2 separate regions of the Homo sapiens genome follow, and region 2 is linked to region 1. The links are chromatin loops, found by intact Hi-C in ENCODE. Cell type or tissue: gastrocnemius medialis. All regions are shown on one strand. Links, peaks and the distances in the headings refer to the core of each region. The heading gives the core; the rest is flanking DNA.

Region 1 (8,815 bases), core at 97-8,096:
ATAATCTTCATTTTTCATGAGGTAATGGAAGCTGGAGAGTTGGCCCTTGACCAAAGCCTTGCAGCTAACAAGAGGACAAGCCTCCTGCCCCACAGTGTTTCACAGCCAGTACCCCAAGCTCCTGAATTCATCTGTCTAATGTGTAATATATTTATAAACACTCTACCTGGGATGTATGCGTACCTTCTACTATGGACTGTTGTTAAAGACAAGTAAATATGCAATCGTGGTCTTTCAATAAACTAAACGGATATAAAAATAAATATAGAATACAGCCAGAAGATCAAAATTGACATATTATCTATTTATGCTTATAATATGTAATTACATGTAATATTGTAAAACACTTTCTACCATTTCATAAAATTCTGTGTTGTTATTTAGCCCAGAATTCCCTTGCAATCTTTTAAAAATAGTATCTAATAGGGCTTTTAATATAAATGTCGTAGTGAAACTGTTTTATGTACTGTAACCCAAACATTTCTACGTAGTAACACTGTTCCATATAGAAAACAAATATGAAAAAATATGGCCATTGTCTTATTTATTTCTAAAGGTAAACCAATCTTTGACAATGCCAATAGCAGTGTCAATGTTCCTAAATGTTGGCTGTATCTATCTACTTACTCATTGTATTCTTGAGGTTCCTTTCCTTTGGTTTCTATGATATTCCACATCCCTCTCTTTTCATTCCATTGTGTGAGTTCTCTCTGTGGATCTTTTGTTAGCTCCTCTTATTCCTTCTTGCCTATCTGAGTTTCCTGAAATTACCTTCAAATCATGTCTCGAAAGATGTTCTAAAGAGACCTTTGAATAAGAACAACATTTGTCCCATTAATAAATGGTGGGAGTTTCATATATCTGTTTCTTTTTCTCTTCTTTCCTCTTTGCCTTGTCCAAAAGAGTGGGAACTGAGCAGTACAGTCATAAATTAATTTTAATATATTAACTTAGGCATCAGTACACTGGCTATTGTTCCTTAATACATTTAACACATAGTCATTGACTGCTGATTATGTGCCAAGGGCTGTGCTTGGCACTGGGGATAAAGAAGTTATTAAGTCTTTTGCAAGGTGTTCATAGTCTAGCGGTTGGGGACAGACGTGAGGGAAAAATCACAGTTGGAAAAGAGCGTAGCAAATGAAACCATTCAGTTAAATTCAACAAACCCTGCGTGCTTACCATGTGCCAAGCAGATGGCAAGGAGGATAGGACTGGGCAAGGCCTTGCTCCTCACGGACTCCCAAGCAGCTGGCAAATGGTAAAACTACCTGATACTTGTTAAGAGCTTCATGGCAGAAAGAAAGTCAGAAAAAAAGTCATGAAAGGCTATTGGACAGACAAGAGGCTTGATCAGAAAAACACTTTTAACAAATATTGTCCTAGCAACATGAGGAGAAAGTTTGTTGTTCAGATTTTTCATGCTGTCATTATGGAAAGCTTACTACATGTCAGGTTTCTTTCCTAGAGGCTGAGGCTTCCTTGGCTTGCCTCAGTGAATCCCAAACTGGCCTTGCAACTCTCTCTCTTTGCCTCCCCTAGGCTTTCGGTAACAAATCCTCAACTAGGTGATAGGAGATTATCTGATTAAAGTCATTCACACTAAGGCGAGAATGAGGCTTAATCCCTCAAGAGCGTTTGCTTTAACAAAGGATAGCTTGTTAACCCTAATGAACTGCTCATTGGAAGAACTCTGCAGAAGGATCCCTCCTCCTCACCTTCCCAGACTTGCCAACCCCATGTCCTTCCTTTTTATTTGTCTTTCATGAAGCAAAGGAGTAATGAAAGTGTTAAGGACTCTAAGGTCACACATTATCTCCTTGAACTTAAAACAAGAGGTATGTGAGGTAATTATGACCCCATGCTCATAATGAGGAGACTGAAACTAGGGCGGTGGTTCTTAACCCTGACTACATTTTGGATAGGCCGGCTGCAACTCAGACAAATTAAATCAAAATTTCTGGGAGGGGCATCCAAGCGTCTGTATCTTTTTTAAGCCCCTTAGATGATTTCAAAGCGCAGCCAAGGTTGCCAGCTTCTTGCCTAAACTCTGCAAGAAGCTAGAGTTTAGGAAATGGAAATTAACCAGAATAGGTAGCAATCCATTGACCTGTTCCATTTTTTCCTTTGGCAAGTAAAGTTTATTTGGCTCAATAGAAACAGAATTATCTGCAGGAAACTCGATCTCATATAGAATTAGATTTGGGTAGGCTGGTGCCCATATGCATCTAGAAATGAGGGAGTTAGGACTAGCTGTGGATAGCTAAACTGGTGGTGCAAGGTGGTACATTTTGTCATGCACATGCTTGGAAGTGGTGCTTCTTAGGCAACCAAAATATGTTTCACTTTATGCCGGGTAAGCATTAGTGGTCCATAGGATTAAAAACAGATAAGACAAAGAGTTAAGATCACACAAAGGAGAATCCTACATATTCTAAAATGCTTAGTTTGCTGTTTGTTTAAAATTCTATACCCTGTCTCTTGCTAAGAAATTGTGATTATAAGCACCCCCTTGAGAGTGACATCAGAGCCTCTGAGAGATAAAGTGTGTCCTTGGCCACTTCCTTTTGAAGATATACATATCTTCACCAGTTACATACTCATACATGTAATTATGTGTATTCAACAAAAGCTATTCTGTACATTCAATATATTTTATAAATTCGTTCAATAAATTAACATAGTTAAATTATAAACACAAACAAGTTAGCAGAACATACCTCACTTGAAACTCATTTGAAGATAATGCTAGACATCTTAGTTTATGGCCTTCGTGAATGTGCCGTCAGTCCAGTTGACCCTCCTGGCCCCACCTGGATGGATCTGAATGCCCATGTTTCTGCAATGGGCTTAGCAATGAGTAACTGCTGACAGGGCCTGATTCCATCGAGCCCTCCCAGTAATGAATGTGTTTTTAGACAATGTGGAGCATTCTTTTCCTTTTTCAAACTTTTCTGGCCATAGGTCACCAGCTCACCAGTTACTGCTGCATTTTCATTCTAAACCTTATTGCTATCAACTTTCCTATCCAGTCTACAATAGTCACTGAGCACCTGGCATAATTCCAGTCTTTCCTAGAGTCTGAGGCTACATGGTAAGAAAAACTAGACCTGAAGCCTCTTGAAATATGCAGTATAACAAGGACAATGAATATGAAATGGTAAATAATTATGATCAACTAAGTAAATAATATAAATGTGCAAAATTTAGTGAATGAGAAAAATGAGAGTGTGTATCTGGTGAATCTAAACAGATAAACAATTATAATTATTTTATTGCTCTCTCCCTTTTTTATTGAATTCAAATGTCTCACATTATAGTTGAAAGTCTTCACAGTATTTGTACTACATGTGCACATTGAATTCTTCTTCATTTGTAAGGACAGAATTCTATTACTAGTTGCATGAAATAGTGACTATTTGTGTTAAGTGGCAAGGTGTCCATCACATAGCCTCTAAAGGCAGGGTCGGAAGAAATCTCTGACTGATCATTAGTACTATGCTCTTGCTGTTGCAGTCTTTGGTGTTACTGTCATTCACTTCCTGGGCTTAATCTTTTAAGGGTATGATATCTACAGACAAAGCTAGCCAGCTTATCTTTGATAACTTCAAGAAGTACAGCATGTCGGCTTTTGGATTAATATTTGAAAATAAAATAAAAATTTAATTTTATTATCACTTGTTTTGTCAAAAATCAAAGGCTCTTTTAAAATCTTTTTTGGCTGGATGTAAAATGATTTTTTTCTGTTTCTGGATATAAGGTAACCTGTGCTTATTTTGAATGATGTATCAAGTGCCTTTAATAGAAGTTTAACGATTCTGTTCAAGTTACTACTATAAAGATGTTTATGCATAGTTATTCTAGACTAGCAAAAGAGCAGTAATCTATAACTCCCACCCACATACTTACTCCCATGCACAGTGTTTCTTCCTTCTACAGCTTTAAGACTCCCACGCTTCTGCAAAAGCACTTTCCTACTTGTCATTTAGTCTTTACAATTAAGTAAAGAAAAAGTTAATTGTATAAAAGAAGCTGGTTTCTTGGACCTCTCTCTTTATGGAGTTGTACTCTCTAAAGATAGCCTAAATTATAGACTTAGCCAGGACAGTTTTTCCCCTTCGGAGACCTTTGAAGTTTGTTTATTCTTACAAAGCTCTGGAAGGCTCGTCTGAAAGAAGCTGTAAATAATTTGCCAAGGTCCCTAAATACCAAGAAGCCCACGTGGACACTAGAAGGTGTCAACTTTTCTTGATTACTCTTGAACTTGTGGGAAAGGGAATGTTTGGCACCAATATCAGATTCATAGAAGGCAGCCAAAATTAATTGTTAGAAAGAAGGTATGCTTAGACGATATGTGGCATAACTTTGGGCATTTTCCTTCCCATGATGAAAGAAGCAGCCGATGAAGTAAATCTGTTTTGTTTATGACTAGATTACTCAGTGACTAAAAGGAAAACACTGTCTACTTTGGGGTTATTGGCAACAGATATATACATACCAAGTATGACACATGGGCTAGTTTCCACTGGCAGTAGTTATTGATGTTGCAACCTTGGTCTTTGCTGCAACCTTGCCCTGCTGCCTTTGTTGTTGGCTGCTCTTGGCAACAGGGCATACCCACCTCCCCCTGACAACCAACTTGGTGCAATGGCCTGCACATGACCCACACACTTTTTAGAAGAATCAGGGCAGGAAAAGATTAAGTGTAATTTCCCATGGCCTTGGCTATTAGACATAAAGACAGGCTTTAGAATCTGTTATTAGGCATAAGATTTTGGACAATTTTTTCCTAGTCTCAGGTTCCTGCAAACTTAAAATGTCTACCTTGTGGAATTATGATAATAAATGACTTCATGAGAATTATCCTAACATTGATCAGGCCTTTGATAAATTACAGCTATTTTCATTATTTAAAATAGTAATTAGAAATTTTAAAATACAGAATATGTTTTTTAAAAAATAAGCTCTTGTTAAGCTTCAAGTCTCTTCAAAATATGAGGATTCAAATCAAATTACAAATTTTAAGAAATATATAGCTATTTTCTACAAGATGGTATAGGTATACAGAGATACCTTTACAGTTTTTATATTAGGTAGGATGTAATTAAAAAGGAGCCCAAGATGTTTCCTGAAATGATTAACAGGAACTTTAGAAACATAACTATTGATTGGTCAGTGCACAGGTTTCTTTGGTCGAACTTTTCTCACCCACTTTACAAGCAAAAACATGAGAAAGACAAGTCAAATGAAGCCAAGCAAATGGTATCTACCACATTAACGAAGAGTATAAGATGCACAGTTGCATGAAAACCACTTCCTTTAGCACTATATTTCAAAAATTTTTTTTTACTCCGCCAGAGCTGTCGCCACAGGAAGGAAAATTTAGTTGTCTTCTTGCTTATTTAAGGAACACAAGTCAAGAGATTATTCCAGGCATTACTTCGTGTTTTTAAGCTCTTACTCCTACCTCCCTGAAAAATGTGTCTCCTGACTTCATCAGAACAAACACACTCAGAATTTTAAGAGGAGAAAATAATGATTATGTGTTGCTAAGTACTATTTTAGTAACAAATGCTTGGGCCACTAAAATTATGACATCACCCACAGAAAGAATAACATTTACACTTTTGAGAGATTTTTTTTTTTTCCTAACATGATGGGTCACCAATGAGAGGAGGAAAGCCAAATAAAGGCACAAGGAGAGGCCTCTTGGCTCTGGAGAAGGCATCCTTAGCATCCTCTTCTGAAGGGTGATCATAAGCCCCAAGTTAATTAAATAGGCCCAATGTCTGCCTGCTCTTTCTGTATTCCCTTCCTGAATCTAGTTCATGTCAACAAATGTGTACTATTATTGTAGAAAATCGAATGCTCTCATACTTTTAATAGGTTTGCTTCTTGGTTAATATGCCCAGGTCAGGAAGTGGCTTATATTTCAGGAGTGCTCTCTAATACTTATTGCAGATATTCAAGCATTTATTCTCTCACACACACGCACTTAAAAACCGCACACTACCTCACACTCTGCAATAATCCGATAGTATGGTGGTCATCATACCCACATATATACATGATAAGATAGAATGCATTGCTTAAATAGCACATAAGTCATCTATAATCCTCCACACCCTGTAATACCAGTAGCACAATGGTTTTCTATTTGGAGGTTGCCAGGAGCACTCAAAAGTAAGCTTCTGGCTCCTACAACAACACATCCAACTGCCTTGGGGACAACATGATTGTCATCCTTCTAGTACACACTCAGTCCAAGGCCAGGTAATGTTTTTTATGGGCGGCTTTTAACCTGAACCAGAAATAGAAGAATCTATACTTGTTGTTATTAACTTCTTAAGTATGAGGGAAGGCCATTTTTTCCATCATTCCTAACAAATAAATATTGAGCTTGTTTACTCAATTTAAAAAGAGTCTTTTCAGTAAGCTATTCTGTATTCTTTCTCCAAATCACAGCCCTCAACCTCCTACCCCTTAAAGGAAGCAGTGTCCAACTAACAGAGATTTAAAATGTAGTGATATGATTCATTTAGATCTCTTAGGATAATAAAAATAAATCATAGGGAATATAATTACCATGGAAAATGGCAGAGTAATTTACGTCTACTTTTAAGGGGAGCGGGTTGATGTTGCCAGGGATTGCTATCCCTAATCCCAATAGCTACTGGGATTTGGGAACAATAAACAAGGAAACATCTGTGGTCTCTGGAGGCTAAAATATAGTTGTTTCTGTAGTCTTTTCTGCTTCATCCATGCAGAAACTAGGTTGCATGATGACACCATTATCAGAAATCAGTGTACATATCTTCAAATGGCCAAGATTAGAGTCAATTATTCCATGACAATTTTTGCTGAAAACATTGAGTTTACAAATTTAAATAATACCTGAGCCCCTTTCACTTTTATCCAGGTAAACTTGGCTTATCTAAAATTCACCTAAATGTAATAATTTATCTCCTATGAAACTTTTACCTATGTAGTAATTCCTGTTTCTCTTCATACAACAGTTTTTCCAAGACTGTGTTAGCCAGAGATAATGGTCATTCATTGCATTCCCATCCCCAATTAAGACACGTGCACGTCCTTGCAAATGTTTGCTCATATGTGCAACTCCATTCCTTGGTCTGCAGTCTATGTGACTTGGCCCTTTCTCAACTCCAGCTCCTGAGCTTCATCTCCCACCATCCTTTGAGACCCAGGCTCTTTTCTACTTCTCAGATATGCCAAGCTCATTCTGGCCCTTGCGCTGGTCAATCACTCTTCCTGAACTACTCTTCCTGGAGTCGTCTGCATGGTGCTCTCAATCCTCTCACTGTTCAGGTCTTAGCTTAAATATTACCTTTTCAAATAGGCCATCTCAGGAGACCACCTACGTAAAGATGATTTTCCCATCTTCTCTTTATCCTTTTACTATGCTGGATTTTCTTCTGGTCACTATCACTATCTAGAAGTCCTTTAAAATTTTATTTCTTTACTAGTTTACTCCATTCTTTCCCCACTAGACTGAAGGCTGCTTGAGGGTAGAAACTTGATCTTGTCCGTAACTATTTCCCCAGCACCTAAAATAGTGCCCAAAGTATACTGCTTGATATATGACTTCATGAATAAACTCACTTTAAAATGAAAACAGAGCTTCTTGCAAGAGTTAAAAATCCTCTCATCACATAACCCACTTCCTGAGAAGAACCATAAAGTCAGAGCCACCAAATATCTCCTGTGGTAGCACTATAGGAGATAATGCTCAATATTAAAAAGGCTCAATATTTTAAGTTAAGGCTCAATATTAAATTAATGTAATATTAGAATATTTTTATTTCTTTGAAAATTTTCTGGACTCTTCTGAAAATTTATTATCACAACTTTTCTCCACCTAATGAAACAATTTCAATAGTTCAGCTTTAAACCAGCTACCTCCAGGGAGCCTTGTAACCATCAATACACCTGGAAGTACAGTTCTAAATTATTTTGATCTTTCATGTGGCACCTTCTATTTTTTATGCTGTGTCTTAAAATCTATTTCTTTTAATATTTACTCCACCAAATTGTAAGATTTCTGGCTTAGGACTGCATCATAATAATCTATAAATTCTTAACTGTATCTAAACCACAGATTTACCTACTTTGCTTCTCAGAAATTAAGTGGTATAGGCCATATATAAATATGATGCAGATCCAGTTTAGAGATAGACACACCAGGATCAATTGTGTGACCTTTATTAAGCTACCTACCTCTCTGAACTTCTATATTTTTCCTTAAATCTGTAAAGTGGAAATAATAGTACTTATTTCATAGGACTGATGAGGGCATTAAATTCGTTAATCATGTGAAGCACCTGACATGATGATACAAAAAAAGTTTAACACGAAATAGCAGAGCTATTATTGTTACTAACTTTGCAATTATCATCATTATCATTGGTTTTATTATTATTTAGGGCCTTATAATCTCAAAAACTTAGTTATATGTTAATACATATAACTAACCTTGATATTTTGGATGTACAAGAAAAAGAATTTTCCTAGAGTAGTTTTATAATCCATTTCAAGATCAAAAATAGAACAAGGAAGTAATTACAAAAAAATATTGAAAATAAGCATAGATGTGAGGCCAGCATAGGCAGATGGCTAATCAGGAAAGGATTCTGGAGGGAGATTACTCTTCCATGTAGTTGAGGAAAACAATGAACCCTAACTGTCAAGGAAGAGTGGGTGCATGCTTTTCTTGGGGGTGAGGGCAAGGCAGGACAAGGGCAGAGGCAATGGGGCAAGAAATGCAGAGGTGTTGCACCCCAGGATTCTAAAAAGT
Region 2 (8,408 bases), core at 409-8,408, 300 kb before region 1:
CGGGCATGGCGGGCTGCAGGTCCCGAGCCCTGCCCTGCGGGGAGGCAGCTGAGGCCCGGTGAGAATTCAAGCACAGTGCCAGCAGGCCAGTGCTGCTGGGGGACCCGGCACACCCTCCGCAGCTGCTGGCCCAGATGCTAAGCCCCTCACTATCCAGGGCCGGTGGTGCTGGCTGGCTGCTCCCAGTGTGGGCCCGCCGAGCCCACACCCACCTGGAACTTGTGCTGGCCCGCAATTGCCACGCGCAGCCCCAGTTCCCGCCCGCACCTCTCCCTCCACACCTCCACGCAAGCTGAGGGAGTCAGCTCCGGCCTTGGCCACCCCACAGTGCAGTGGCAGACTGAAGGGCTCCCCGAGCATGGCCAGAGTGGACGCCAAGGCCGAGGAGGCGCTGAGAGCGAGCTAGGGCCGCCAGCATGTTGTCACCTCTCACCAGGAGGTGGAGCTTGTGGTGAGCCAAGATCATGCCACTGCACTCCAGCCTGGGTGACAGAGCGACACTCTGTCTCAAAAAAAAAAAAAATAATAATTAGACCTCAATAAAACTGCTAAAAAATGTATGGCAACTATCTGTTTAGATTCTCCATGGAATAGAATCCCTTCCTCTATAACAAAGTTCACAGCATAGTACCCAGCTCATTAGATGGCTTGAATATTAAAGAAATGCAGAGAATACCTGATAGGTGGGGTGCTGGAAGTCATGTTGTGCTCACCGAGGAATTGTTTGCAGTGTTTGACAAGTCATTGGACATAGCAAGTGTAAATCTCAGTCCACAAATTCTTGTGTGCAAAAATTATCACAGCCTTTTCTCCATAACCCAAATCAATGTCTGTGTTCAACCTTCATCCCGCGTGGCTGGTGAAACAATTATCTTTAGAGCTAATTGTGTATTAGAATTCCTACTTCTTGCTCACCCCTAGAGTTAGGCCACGGGGCCAAAACATTGGCAATGAAGGTGTCTTCTGGTCCTTGGTCATCAGTTTGCAAGTTACTATGGCCCCTATCTGCATGACTCCATCAGGCCAACCCTTTCAAAGCCCTCTGCTGCTTCTGTGCCACCCTCAGAAGAATCTTTGCTGAAGTGGCCTGTGGTCCTGTCTTGACTAAAGGTTGCAAATCATTGGCATAAAAATCTACATCTGGCCTGCAGATGTGTTTTGTTTGGCTCACTCTATGTTTTAAAATCATTTAAGCCAACTCTTAAAAGTCAGGAGAGTTCACTAAAAATATCAACATTTCTGCCTTCTCTTGAAAATAAGAATATCTAGCAATAATGGACCACCTCTTCATGTGTCAACAACCACAAAAGCTGAGAAGTGGGTGCCTGTTTACCTCTCTTGTTTGCTACAGACCCATCCAACCTCATTATCTCCCCAAAGCTGAGGCAGGGAGCCAGTTGATATTGACATTGTTATAATCATTGCAAGATTTTTTTTTTAACACCAGGCCCTTTTCAACTGTTTATATTACCTGACTTTAATTTACCATAGTAGGTGTTTGAGATTCCTGGTGCAGGTATACCATGCAGCCACTCTTTTTACTGCCTCCCCAGGGTCACCCAGTATATTGGATGCTATGGACTAAATGTTTGTGTCTCACAGAAATTCATATGTTGACATTCTAACCCTGAATTTGATGGTATTAGGAAGTAGGGCTTCTGGGAGGTAATTAAGTCATGAAAATGGAGACCTCATAATGGGATTGGTACCCTTATAAGAAGAGACATGAGAGAGTTGCTCTCTCTCTTCTCTGCCATGTGAGGACACAATGAGAAGATGGCCATCTGCAAATCAGGAAGGGGCCCTCACTAGACAGTGTATATGCTGACACCTTTATCCTCAGCTTCCCAGCCTTCAGATGTGAGAAATCAGTATGTATTGTCTAAGCCACCCAGTCTATGGTAATTTTGTATAGCAGCCTGAACTGACTGAATCACTGGACATAGTCCTTTCTGCTTCCCTCTCCCCGACAGTGGTTATCTCTTGCTAGTCTATGAAAGATCCTTCTCCCTCCTTTTTCTTCTTTTTAACTAAGCCATTTTACTTTCATTAGAAACGTTTTTTAATCCCTAAGGTTTAACATTTTGAAAACCAAAAGCAGGAAATGACTTTTTCTCAGATAGCATGGCCTTTTGCCCTTCCACAGACCTCACTTGAGAATGAAAGCAGATTCAGAAAATCTGAGAGAAAATATTATAGAGAGAGACAACATTGGTTAATTTCTCAAAATATTTGGCCACAAGAGTGAGTTTGTTTTCAGGTATCTAATTATAGGACCTATCAGTTGACACAAATAACCCCTCATAAGCTATCACTACCACATTACATCTTTCATCTGGAGCCAAAAAACAATCTGTTCAGCAGTTAATATTCCTTGTACCTGTAATAATAAGTTTGCTGGGCTGTTAATGCTGGTAGAATGTGTAGTTATATAACTAAATGTCAAGGTCTCCCTGAAATAGGGAGGGGGTGCTTCAAGTCAAACCCTAGTGAGTAACTTGCTCATACTACCAAAGGAAGCTGAGTCACTGGGTAACACTTCCTATCTTGAGTATGTGTCTGAGAGAGCAGATCTAGCTGGCAGGATAGAACTCTGAAGAGGCCAAGAATCCAGGCAGGGAAAGGGCTGTGCCCAGTGAACTCTCAGGTTAAAGAGGACTTCAGGAGGCCAACAAAAAATACTTCATTCCTGGGGTTCACAATAAAATAATAGGCAGAGCATTTAGCCAAGCACACTGTAGAGGAACAGAGGACTCTAGAGACTGCACTTGGAGTGAACTTTGAGCATTTACAGATGGGAAGGCTGAGGGCTCTGTAAATAGTCATAAAGGCCCAGAAACAAAGAAGCTGCATCCCAGTACAGAATGTCATCAGGTCACAGAAAGGAATCTGCTGGGCTGAGAGTAAAAACAAGAATTTCAGGCCAGAGTGGAGATAGTCACTTAGCTCCTAGCTAGGCTTAGTAGGGGGGACCTTAATACTGGAAATTGTTATCTAGAACTCTAACTAAATGACGTTAATAGCTCTTACTCCAGCATTTGGCTTCCATGATTCTCCCTAAGTCCTTTGGTAAATTTCACTAATTTACATAAATAAATAAATAAATAAATAAATAAATACTTCCTCCCAGATACCTAGAGTGAGACTTCTACTCTACTTGACTTTATCAATGAACATCCTAACCTTCTTTTGAATCCTACCTCAGCAGAGTCCAGTTCTGTTTGCCCATGCCACAAGTAACATATGTTGCTCAAGGGGTCAGAGTGCAAATCTTCACTAAGTCTTTAGTCAAATCACTGTTCTTCCGACTGGCTTCCTTACTAGTAAACCCTGGGCGATAACCAGAAATCACTCAAAATATTAATTATTCAATTATCAGGCTCTGGCTAATAAGTACCATTCTCGTGTGAATTCAATTGACACAGAAGCAAGCAAGATTTTAAAACAATTTACAGTGCCTGGGAGAGAAAAGAAATTGTGTCAAAGACAAAATAGTGGGAAACTAATAGCAAGAAAGCCATTACATGCCTTCAAGACTGATACTCCCATGGGAACGTCAGGTTTAGCAAATTTATGGGTTGTTAAAATATTGCAGTAATTCTGTACTGGCTGATAATAGTCTAAGAGCAATGGTATTAAAAAGCAGTAGAAATTAATAAATCAACCGATCAATACCAATTATAACAGCATGCCCATTGTAATTCCAAGACATTTTCCCCTTTGGGTACTGAAGCTGAGATTGAAGATAGTGGCCAGATATAAATCTCCCGTTGATTATTTGAAAAGATAATGGGGGTGCATGGCACAGCATACTAAGGAAGACCTATTTGTTCAACCCTTGAAGAGATGCCTCACTGCCCAAGGAGTGACACACATGTTTTCAGGTTTAGTTATTAACTGAGGACATAAACAGTTGCTTGTGTGGCATGTATTCCCTAACAGCGTTTTAGCCTTCCTTCACGTGGGTTTGGGGAGCTCAGTTTATCAGACAGTTTACCCCCGGTGGAACACATAAATCTCTAGATAGGGGGAAGTCTGTAGGTATGCATATCCTGAAGACTCCCATTGACATCTAGATTAGTAGACTCTTCAGCAAGCAACCTATCCTCACGAATGGTCCCTGGCCACAGGAACGTCACATGAGACTGTCCATCCTCTTTGGGTCAGCCTGCTCTGAGTCTGAGCCTCAGCGGATGCCCTGACTGAGCCCTTGTCTATCCTAGTCCATCTTTTATACTTTATATTTCTTTCTTTTCTCCCTTTTTTATTTTTTTCCACTTTTGACTTTGCCCCATGTATCAGCTAGACTGCAATCAGCTGGAGCCTTGCCACTCTGTAGAATGAAACAAGGTCCTGGCAAAGCATTGGCTTTGGCAATCAGGATGAGAAAAATCCAGCCCACCTCATCTCCTATTTTTATGCCACTCTGGCCTCCTCCTCTCTCTCCCTTGTCCTCTGGTTCAAATGTTCCCAGCACCAGTTCTTGGCATACAGAGAGCATCTAGATGGTACGGTAAATATCATTGTAGTTCATGGTGAAAGAGTCACCGAGAGGCCAAGAAGGCAGTGAGGAAAACAGAAAGCTGAGAAGTAGGGCAGCGTGTGAACCCACCCTCTTAGGTGCCTGGCAGGATTCCCAGTAATGAATGACTATAAATTCCATGAAGAAATCATTGGAAGAGATACAGTCAAAACAAAGCTCAGATAGAAGCTAGAGTCACATCAGAATTGAAAATTATTGGAATAATTTGATCAATGACTTTAGCTGCAACTTGTATCACTTGTTACACAGTTTTATAATTTATAGAATTTAAACCTGTGCTTTCCAATATGGTAGCTGCTAGCCAGATGTGGCTATATAAATTTAAATTATCTAAAATAAAAAATTCAATCACTCAGTTGCATGTCACGTTTCAAGTACTCAATAGACACATGTGGCTAGTAGCTACCATATTGAACTGCATGGACAGAATACTTCCAGCATTCCTGAAACTCCTGTTGAATAGTGCCAGTTTAGAGAATAAAAATGATATCCTTTTTCCTGTTTATGTTGATTTTTATTACCTTAACATGAATAGGTATTAGAAGTTTTTATTTTCTTCAAGTAATTTTAAATTAAGAAGTTAACAGCATGTTCTTACGTTCAACAAAATAAAATAATGGCAAGGTGAAGTGAGGTATACACAAGATGGGAGTTAACATTTAATACTATTATATGCTGTGATAACACTTTAGTAACTTATTTAATTCAAAAATAAATGAGATATGCATTCTTCTCCCTAGGAATTTATAGTTTAGTTGGGGACATGAGCATACATACATAGCAGTATGACATAGTGATAAAGAGCTCCAGGACTGGGAATCAGGGAGACTTGTATTCAAATATTTAGCTTTGTGATCTTTGGCAATTTACATAATCTCTCAGTATCACTTATATCACCTGTAAAACTGTTATAATAATAGTGCCCACCTCATTACTTCTTCCCCAAGAGATGATGTGCAAGTCCAGTCTTTAAAGATGGATGTAATCTGCTGCAAAGATTTGAAGGGAAGTTAATAAAGTTCATGCTGTTACAACTGATTCTAAGTTATCAATTATATTCATCATCTCCCTCCTCTACCATCCATTCTAGATTTTCTCACTTGTGGCCAGCCCTTTAAATGATTTGAGTTGTTTCCTTGTTGGGGTAAGTTGACCACTCATCCCAATTTGCAATTGAGATGTTTCTGGGATGCAAGATTCAGTTTCAAACTTTATTTTGCCTACACAAAGGGGTTTCTTGAATGCAAGACTTTCAGTGCTAAAAGCTGGCAAAGTCCAAGGCAAATTGGGGTGAATTAGTCACCCTACTGGGATCATCCAGATGTTCAACCCCAATAGGTCTGATTTCTTACTGGCCTTATTATTGTTGGGCCATATTTGGTGTTATTGCCTATGTATAGTTATCAATGGGCACAGCAGCATCAAATATGTGTGGTGAATCCTCTGGGTTCTAGACATGTTTCCTCTCTGCCCTTAAGGTTGTAGCTCATTTGTCTAAAATTGGTTTCTTATTCTGAGATAATGTTGTATGTGATATCATGTCAAAAGATCAGGGATTCTGCAATTCTTTAGATGGGAGTTCTACTGACAGCACTGTAGGCAGGCTGGGAAAACCTATAGTTAGAATATGTAACACCTCTGGCAAGAACTAATTGCTGTTCCCTCCAAGATGCAGTAGAACTTCCACCGAGCCATTTGCTGGCATTCCTGAGGAATGGTGGTGTATTAAGGGGTCAGCATTGGTCTTTGTTGCCAGTACCTACACATCAGCAGCGGCAGCTGCCAAGTCAGCCCTGGTGAGAGACAGCCTATGATCTTGAGCTCATAAATGATTTTTATTCCTACCAAAATGGATGCTCTGCTCATAGAGTGTTCATTCCTACCAAAATGGAAGCTTTATACCCACTGTATAAATATTGAGGTGATCAAGAGAGAGGCTGGCCGACATGCAGAGGATGAGTCATTCTAATCCCTTGGTTGTTGGGGATCTCCTCAAAAGCGTTATATCCTATAGTGAACATTAATGTGAGTTACCAGTATTTGCATACTTTGTACTGCCAATTTTAAAAATCCAGACTTAGATAAATAGGATTTTATTTAAGAAGATTATTGTAATAAGGAGAGGGGGACTACTGTAATACAGAGAATGTTCTCACCATAAGATCTACCATAAGACTTGTAAAGATCTTAAGGGTCGGGCACAAAATGCTTTTCTTTTATAAGGAGGAGTAAACAGAGCTAGGAAGAATGTGGTGTAGGGAAGTGGATGAGCAGCCGACTTGATGGAAAAGTTGATCCGCAAATGTTTTTCTCTGTAGTCAGCCAGTTCTTAGAAGGGGGCGTATAAAAGGTTGCTTTTGCATTTGATGCTTGTTTAATTTCAGGGACAAGTTACAATTCAGGGACCTGAGTGGGGGGTTGCTGACTAAAGTTTGGTCAAAACAAGTTAGTGAATGGGACAAACAGTTTAGCTACTCAGTTATTAAGCAAAGAAAGGGAATTTGGAAGATATGTGTCTGGCCTTGTCATAGGTAAGCAAAGGGTCTTCCGTGAGTCTTATCCAAGTCATTTGGAAAAGAGTGGTTCTTTGCTGTAAGTTGTTTACTAGAAGGCTACGTGGGAGTTTCTTAACTATCACTGTTTTCCAAGCAAACAGAGTTCAAGTAAAGTGATAGTATTGTCAGTTCCCTTTTTATGACAAATAAGAGAGTTAGCATGAAAACTCTAAAGCAAAACAGTGAATGTATACTGCCTTGCTGTATAAAGTAAACTGTGTTATTATACTTCTCTACTCAAGAAATGAAGAATGTGTTGTCAAACAATACCAGAGGCTATGCTGATCTGCTCCAGCAAAGATATTACATCTGGTAAAGCAGGTGTAATTGGGCTACATCTGATTAAATGTGTCCATTCCTTTCATAACAACCCTTTTTCTGAAAGGCCCAGAAGCAAATATGAGGGTCTTATCCACAGCTATCTTTCCCAGTTGTAAATTCTAGAAAGGTGGAAATAACCACAGGTTGAGTCTACAGACCCATTGAACCCCCAGTGAAATGGACTTGAGCCCACTTTCCATTTATTACCAGAAATCTCTAAGTCCTCACTCCAACCAGAGGACCATAACGCCAGTACCAGCCCAGACCCCTGTCCATCACTTACAAAATACACATGGTATTTTTTTTCTGGAGTGTGCCATAACCCTATAAGACCATGGAAAAAGCACAAGCTGTTATAAGCAAGAGAAATACACTGTGGTATATAAGCTGAATCTGTATATTTCAATGATTTCTTCCAAGACTCACTATGTTTCATAGGTTTACTTTATCTATCTCCGTGCTCATACCAAAATGCCTTCGTTGCCATAGCCTCATTAAAATTTTATCATCTGTTAGAGAAGTTTTCTTCTCTGGAAATGTCTTGGATATTGTTAATCTTTTGCTCTTTCATTTAAGTTACAAAATCAGCTTGTTAAGTTTGTGAAAAATCCGATTGCATTTTGAAATGAATTTGACTTCTGGAGGGCCATATTTGTGTATGGAACAGCAGCTTGGATTACGGGTTGCTACAAACTAGAGATCATCATGGGAGTGAGGAGTAAACGAAAATTGAAGACAGTATTAAGAATGCATTTCTGATAACTAATATTTTTCCCTACAATGTTTTTACTATTTTAAAATAAATGTAAATGTTCATATACACAGATGTTTGAGAAGACAAGTGATAAAGGGAAAGAATGAGAAGGAAATATAGCTTGAAAATAAAGCCTGAAGGTTGAAGGATTATATTTTGGGTTTCTTTATGTTGATCTAGGAAAATTTGAAGGTACTTATAAGGAAAGAAACAAACAGAAAGGGTGAATGTAAAA

Evidence for each region. A loop is a pair of places that touch in the nucleus more often than their neighbours do. Peaks named below come from ENCODE experiments on the same cell type or tissue, not always from the same donor. Only the 100,000 strongest peaks of a DNase experiment are listed, where the experiment ranks them.
Region 2: it touches region 1 in a loop (1.9-fold over the local background); 1 of 110 quality-filtered maps calls a loop at or near these places.

Annotation. Positions count from the first base shown.
Region 1 is chr3:152,254,330-152,263,144 of GRCh38, reverse strand. MBNL1-AS1 (MBNL1 antisense RNA 1) reads left to right here. Exons shown (of 2, transcript NR_027038.1): 2 at 1-529. It also overlaps a transcript of MBNL1 not described here. Among named protein-coding and RNA genes, the nearest start is that of MBNL1, 10 kb to the left of the region's middle. RefSeq lists an enhancer at 1,347-2,036. In gastrocnemius medialis, for the core only: no CTCF peak of the experiment used is centred there; a DNase peak (open chromatin) is centred at 4,584; H3K4me3 peaks cover 448 bases; H3K27ac peaks cover 4,084 bases.
Region 2 is chr3:152,551,301-152,559,708 of GRCh38, reverse strand. No RefSeq gene overlaps it. Among named protein-coding and RNA genes, the nearest start is that of P2RY1, 280 kb to the left of the region's middle. In gastrocnemius medialis, for the core only: no CTCF peak of the experiment used is centred there; DNase peaks (open chromatin) are centred at 4,171 and 4,458; H3K27ac peaks cover 3,538 bases.